Linked DNA regions of Homo sapiens: region 1 is linked to region 2. A link is a contact called in ENCODE Hi-C or POLR2A ChIA-PET data. All regions are on one chromosome and are shown on one strand. Each heading gives the region's core, a stretch centred on a gene start or an enhancer-like site at or near the end of the contact. The rest is flanking DNA. Distances are from core to core; before and after follow the strand shown. Region 1 overlaps GIGYF2 (GRB10 interacting GYF protein 2). Region 2 overlaps GIGYF2 (GRB10 interacting GYF protein 2).

The links. Hi-C counts contacts between places; a loop is a spot of excess contacts on that map. ChIA-PET counts read pairs that join two places held with the same protein, here RNA polymerase II (POLR2A). Pooled maps may share reads with other maps.
Region 1: POLR2A ChIA-PET joins it to region 2 with 16 read pairs in activated T-cell. The contact joins two enhancer-like sites. A Hi-C loop is called at or near these places in 2 of 168 maps with a recorded cell type or tissue (Calu3 and PC-9), 1 of 37 single-sample maps with no recorded cell type and 3 of 50 pooled maps. POLR2A ChIA-PET finds 5 or more read pairs at or near these places in 7 of 52 experiments (A549, BJ, MCF 10A and 4 more).

What each region holds. Positions count from the first base shown.
Region 1 is chr2:232,808,150-232,811,740 of GRCh38, reverse strand. It overlaps GIGYF2 (GRB10 interacting GYF protein 2), which reads right to left. Exons shown (of 29, transcript NM_001103146.3): 16 at 1,930-2,021; 17 at 390-497. Among named protein-coding and RNA genes, the nearest start is that of KCNJ13, 33 kb to the right of the region's middle. Within about 2 kb of position 1,793, at least 3 of the 41 ENCODE cell types and tissues checked have a DNase peak (open chromatin) inside an H3K27ac peak, as active enhancers do.
Region 2 is chr2:232,770,766-232,774,285 of GRCh38, reverse strand. The region is part of intron 8 of GIGYF2 (GRB10 interacting GYF protein 2); the gene reads right to left. KCNJ13 (potassium inwardly rectifying channel subfamily J member 13) reads left to right here. Exons shown (of 3, transcript NM_002242.4): 2 at 2,908-3,383. The coding sequence starts at 2,924. Among named protein-coding and RNA genes, the nearest start is that of KCNJ13, 4.0 kb to the left of the region's middle. Within about 2 kb of position 1,650, at least 3 of the 41 ENCODE cell types and tissues checked have a DNase peak (open chromatin) inside an H3K27ac peak, as active enhancers do.

The DNA.
Region 1 (3,591 bases), core at 544-3,043, 37 kb before region 2:
CTACCTTAATGGCTTCTGAGTTCTAGAAAATTACAACCTTTTGTGGTGTGGCTAATACTTTGAGATACTATGAGTAAAAGTGAAATTAAAATCCTAGGCTACAGTTTTTCTGTCGCAGGTTCCACAAGATGACACTGTTTCTCAAGAGTTCCCATTATTCTTTGGTCTTTTGATTAATCAAAATTTATATCTATGAGTAAAAGACCAAATAAACGCTTATCTCCACCTGAAATATTTTTTTAAAATATACTTTTTTACATACAACATGCAGGTATGTGTTGGGAGTGTTCCAGTGCCAGAAATCACACACTATACCAGAATTTCTCCTTTCTTCTCTTTCTTTCACAACACATGCACCCCATATGACACATAATGGAATGACCACCAACCTCATCTTCAAGGTCTGAAACTGTTGAAGAAGAAGTGCCAACTGCTGCTGCTGCTGGGAAGACAGTGCTGCTTTCTGCTGTTGGGCCAAAACCTGTGCATATTGTTGTCTTCAAAAAGTAAAAAAAAAAGTATAACCTGTCAATCCACACTTAGTTCACATGGCTGAGATGCTGAAAGACAAAGTTCAATTCAAAGCCCCCCAGGAGACATTATTAGAAATAGCTATCAAATATATTTTATAATTCTTCATTATGATAATAGACACATAGAAAATTCTATGCTTCATTCTAGAAAGAACTGAACTCATAGATGGCGTGTTTCCGAGTGAAAGAGGATAGCAAAAAAATTCACAATTCAGTGCAAAGTGGTCTATTCAGAGAAAATATTTTTAAAATCACGAATGTCAAAAATTGGTAAACTCCAAAGATAACCTTTTATCAGAAATCAAATGAAAAATGAAACAGATTCAAATTAGTAGCTTTAACCATATGACGTACCCTTTGTAAAAAATGTAACACTTCTATAAAAATTCATACATTGATCGTCTTCAACTTGGAAAAATTTAGGTAATTTTTCTTCACTAGATCAGGGTTAAACTTTTGTAATGGGCCAGAGAGTAAATAGTTTCATCTATGCAGCTCATATACTCTCTGTTGCAACTACTCAATTCTGCCATCATAAGGCAAAAGCAGCAATATACATCCTACAAACCAACAGGTGTGTCTGTTTCAGTAACACTTTGCTTATAAATATAAAAATAGAGAGCAGGCCAGATTTAGCCCAAAGGTCAGACTTTGCCAACCTCTGCACCACAAGAACAGCAAATCTTATTTCTTCTACAAAAAGGACATAACAAAACCTGACTGACTTTGCCATCATTCCACACCACTCCTAAAATAATTAACTTTAACTTCTTTCCCACCCTCTCGCTTATATACATATATATTTTTTTTCCTCTGTGGCATTCAAAGCTGAGCCACTCAGGAGGCACTTAGAAACTAAAGAGCTTACAAAATTAAAGTTATGTGTCATCTTCTAAACTTCTGGTATTTAAAAGTAAGATAAGCCAGGAGTGGTGGTTCATGCCTGTAATCCCAGCACTTTGGGAGGCGAGGCAGGCAGATCACTTGAGGCTGGGAGTTCGAGGCCAGCCTCGCCAACACAGTAAAACCCCATCTCTACTAAAAATACAAAAATAGGCTGGGCGTGGTGGCACACGCCTGTAGTCCCAGCTACTCAGGAGGCTGAAGCACGAGAATCAATGGAACCAGGAAGGCAGAGGTTGCAGTGAGCCGAGATCATGCCACTGCACTCCAGCCTGGATGACAGAGTGAGGCTCTGTCTCAAAAATAAATAAATAAATAAATAAATGACAACACTAAAATTAGAAGGTATGGTGGCAAGACGCCACTAGCTGGGTGACTGAAGTGCCATATAAGCCGTTAGTCCTCTCTACTGTAAAAGGTGAGACTTGAGAGCAGATTCTATTTAAAGTCCTTTTTCATGCTGCAGTACATCCTACTGCATTACTCTTCTTACTGTATTAAAAACTGCTGGTACTGCAGGTGCTGCATCTGGTATAAGGCTGTGAGTTCTTGCTGCCTGGTCAGTCGTTCCTGGTCCAGCTCTCCCTAGGAATGAAGTGGTGAGGAAATAAATACCATTAAATAAACTGCAAAGAACCTAAAAGCCACTTAGTACAGGTATCTGAAATCAAAATGAATCTAAGACCTTTACCTCCCAGCTCTACCCTTTTACCCAAACACTTGAATAAAAACTCAGACATCTTTAAAAACTAAACAACACCATCTAGTGGAAACAGTGGTGTCAATATTACAAAAGATTCCCTAAGGTGAGAAAGGGTCCTTATTTCAGCTGCCATTCTCCATTCCTGCCCTTAAAGCTGAATGTTCAACTGTACTTCAGAGTTATTACTGTAACTGAAAGACTGTATAATTAGATAATGTAGAAATTAGAGAAACTGGATATAACACAGAAAAATGTAAAAGTATCTAAAGGTCAAAGGAAATGTTACAGAATTTTATAATGGTATATAAGGAATGCAGGGAGCCAGTATGTATCTTAAAGATGTTAAGAATATAAAAAGAGGCCGGGCGTGGTGGCTCACACCTGTAATCCCAGCACTTTGGGAGTCCAAGGCAGGCGGATCATGAGGTCAGGGGATTGAGATCAGCCTGGCCAACATGATGAAACCCCGTCTCCACTAAAAATACAAAAATCAGCTGGGTGTGGTGGCACATGCCTGTAGATCCACCTATTCAGGAGGCTGAGACAGGAGAATCACTTGAACCTGGGAGGCAGAGGTTGCAGTGAGCCTAGACTGCGCCACTGCACTCCAGCCTGGGTGACAGAGCAAGACTCCGTCTCAAAAAAATATATATATATGTATGTATATATGTATATGTATGTATATAAACTTTGATAACTATAACTCTCTCCCCCAAAATAAACTGTTTCTGTTGCTATTAATACATCATGAATTAGAAAAAATAAGTTGTAGTAAAATAAAACCAATTTTTTAGCTTATATGTGAAATAATATGACTGGAATTTAAATTATAAAAAGTTAAAATTAGGAGAAAGAAACATGAAGTATAAGATAACAGAAGTAAAAGTGTAAGTATGACAGACTAAATAGGTAAATCATGAGTTTATATCTTTATTATATATTGATTATAGTTTGAAATAAGATACTTGATACACAATTTCTTAGGGTAGGGATTACCTGAAATTCAGAGACGTTTTTCTTGCTTTTCGATACTGGAGGATAGCTACTACCTTAGGTTCATCTAAAATGTCTACATGAAAAACTAAGTTTCAAGGTATACATTCATCATGAAGTGGGGCTCTCTTCTTATCAACAATATTCAGGTCAAAGACAATGACAGACAGGAAGCAGGGCTTTGCACAGTTTCCCTCCTATGCAGGTATGACTGAGGCTCAGCTCCTCTAACCGGAAACTGGGAAGTGGACTACTCCAAGTATGCCAAGATCCAAGAGATGAGCTTTTAGCTTCTGAGATGTGTAAGATCAAAACTCATCTTAATTTCAGAGAAGGGAAATAAGGCTTAAACTTGATATATAAGTTAAATTTACATGCTGCAATACACAGTATAATTTTTCTTGTGACTTAAAACAACTAGGATGGTGTGAGAAATAATTCCTCTCACCTAGGAATCTT
Region 2 (3,520 bases), core at 401-2,900:
TGAACAAAACTAATCAAATGAAACTGTATTATTCACAAAGGCTAAGCAGGGTCAAACATCTGTTTTGGAGGCAATATGGCACTAACTCTGGACTCAGAATGTATAATATTCATATCCACCACTTACTACCTCATTATACCTCATTTTCTTTCTTTTTTTTTTTTCTTTTAGAGACAGGGTCTCGCTATGTTGGCCAGATCGGTCTTGAATTCCCGACCTCAAGCAATCCTCCCGACTCAACGTCCCAAAGTGCTAGTGTTACAGGCATGAGTCACCATGCCTGGTTCCTCACTTTCGTTATCTGTAAAATGGGACTAATAGTGATACTTATTACTGTGAAACTTAAGACACCTTTTTTTTTTTTTTTTTTTTTTTAAATAGAGACAAAGTCTCACTACGTTGCCTAGGCTGGTCTCTAACTCCTGGACTCAAGCAATCCTCCTGTCTCGGCCTCCCGAAGTGCTGGGAGCCAGACACGTTTTTAATAACAATAAAGCAACTAATACTTTACTGAGAGCTTACTCTGTGCCACTGGCTTCACATCAGTTTGTACATATGAAGTATTTGGTATGATTCCTGGCACATGCTAAACAATATATATATTAGCTAATATTATTAATCATTACTATCTAAAGAATCATGAACAAAGTTAACAATGGTTTAATACAGATACTTGAGACAGTTTCAGGGGCAAGAAAGGCATCTACTAAAGGTGCTAGAAATTTGGCTATCAAAGACCTTCTTGAGAATGCAATATCAATCATTTTTGGAAAGACTGTTATTTCACCAAACGCTTCCTGTATTAAAAAAAAAAATTAACTGGCTTTGAAGTTAGCTAGACTTGAATAACCATCCAAATAATCCAAAGCTCCTATTTGCCTTGTGTAAATTTCTTTTATCTGTCTGAGCACCAGTGACTTCATCTGAAAATGGGAACAATGGCTATCTTGTTGAGATACTGAAGAATTAAGAGATAATACAGTATGAAAGCAGTTATCACAGTGCCTATGAAGATTTTGTTGTTTCCAAAGCGTAGAGATCAGGTCTCCTAAAACATTTAAAAATAATCTAACAAAATAAGGGTCATTAAGTAGCTATGCCAAGAAAAAAGAATACACTAAATGATTATGACAACTTGTTAGGGTAATAAGTTATAAAACATTAAAATAATGCACTAAGATTTTTTAAAGTCTATATCATATGAAACTGAAATCGCCATCTAACCTAAATAAACTGAACAATCATCCCAGTGTTCCATTAGCTCAAATCTGAAGAAAATACAAAAAAAAGTCTCTAATCACCAATAAATGTTAAGTTACCTCAGAGCAAAAGAAAGTTGTATATACCCAGGTGGCCAATATCCAATTCCAACAACACAGAAAGGCAGTCTCCAAAGCCTCAAAGTCCCGAGATATAGGAACTAGGAAACCCAAGCAACAACCTAGCTCCACAAGTCTGTAGTGCCCTTCTCAAGCCCCATTAAAAGGCAGGAAGTGGGTATGCAGCACTCTCAAGGGTATCTACCTCTAAAGGAAGAAGCAAAGAGGACAGTCAAATATAAACTCATAGTCCTGAATTGTAGCAAACAAGAGAGGCTCACTCAAGGGAAGCAAAGCTGCATTTCCTGTTCTGTTCCTAGTAACTGCTACACTAAAGTCTTAAGACACCTTTGTCATACGCAAGGATGATTACAAGGAAGGCACACATTAGATTTCTACTCACCACCTTGAGAAAAGGATAACCACTGATGAAAACTGTTTGCAGCAGAAAACTAATTATACTAATGTTATCTTTTTAAAATTCTTATTTAACCCCTTAATGATTATTTTAGTTCATTGAACTATTCAACCTTTTTCTTCTAGTTTACTTACTTTTAAAGCTAATGCTATCCAGAAATGTCTTCCTGGAATTTCTTATTTTGCCAAGAAACAATTCTCTTTCTACCCCCCAATCTAATCAGAGCCTAGAATATGCAAAGAGATAGCAATCCATCATCCAGGACAGAAAGAATCCACGAACATGGTTGCAAAGTGACAAAAACAAATAAAGCCTAATCATAAAACTCTAAATAAGACCAGGTATGGTGGCTCACCCCTGTAATCCCAGCGCTTTGGAAGGCTGAAGTGGGAAGATGGCTTGAGAACAGGAGTCTGAGACCAGCCTAGGCAATATATTGAGCCCAGTACCAACAAAAATTAAAATTCTAAAAATTTGCTGAGGTTGCAGTGAGCTATGATTGTGCCACTGCACTCCAGCCTAGGAGACAGAGCAAGACCCTGTCTCTAAAAATACAAATCAATAAATCAAACTCTGAATAGGCTAATTATAAAGCATACATTAGAACTACAAACCTCTAAAAGCTTACCACAAATGTAAGCCTTGTCCTATACTAAATCTGGCTTCAAAGGATTTGCAGACAGTTTAATAATAAGCTTCCAAATGACTTCTAATTATTTACACAGAAGAACACTTACATATTTAAACATACCCCTTTTAATTATGAATAATGCATAATTATAAATTAACTATGAAATGCTAGTCTTTATACACAATATTTGGTCAAATCAATAAATGCTTGACACCCGGACTTGTGCAAGGAAGACACAGGGGTATATAATCTCTACCTACAGGAATTCTAAAATATACTTAGAAAATGTTTAAGTGTTAAACAATGTTTTAACTGTCATTCAAAGAAACAATAGAAGAGATATTTTAAGGTAACACACAATTAGCTCCCAAATGAATGACTTAGTAAATGCCATCTAACGTGAAGAGAAAAGCGAGAGAGTTGGCAAAGTTGTGGTTAGAGAAGCATTCCCAAGAAAGCAGAAAGTCCATGAGCTCTCCAAATTCACAAACATTAACTATAAAACAGTTAAGAGCTTACTAATTTACTCTTGATTTTAGAGAAATACAGCCTGAGATGGACAGCAGTAATTGCAAAGTTATTGCTCCTCTCCTAAGTCAAAGATACCGGAGGATGGTCACCAAGGATGGCCACAGCACACTTCAAATGGATGGCGCTCAAAGAGGTCTTGCATATCTTCGAGATGCTTGGGGAATCCTAATGGACATGCGCTGGCGTTGGATGATGTTGGTCTTTTCTGCTTCTTTTGTTGTCCACTGGCTTGTCTTTGCAGTGCTCTGGTATGTTCTGGCTGAGATGAATGGTGATCTGGAACTAGATCATGATGCCCCACCTGAAAACCACACTATCTGTGTCAAGTATATCACCAGTTTCACAGCTGCATTCTCCTTCTCCCTGGAGACACAACTCACAATTGGTTATGGTACCATGTTCCCCAGTGGTGACTGTCCAAGTGCAATCGCCTTACTTGCCATACAAATGCTCCTAGGCCTCATGCTAGAGGCTTTTATCACAGGTAATTTTGTCTTTGTTCTTAAAAAAAACAAAAACAAAAACAAAACAAAACAAAACTACAGGTGTTTGGAAAGGGTATAGTCAGTTATAAGTAATGCTGTTACAGAATAATTTATCTATATTGATAGCAGGTAATGT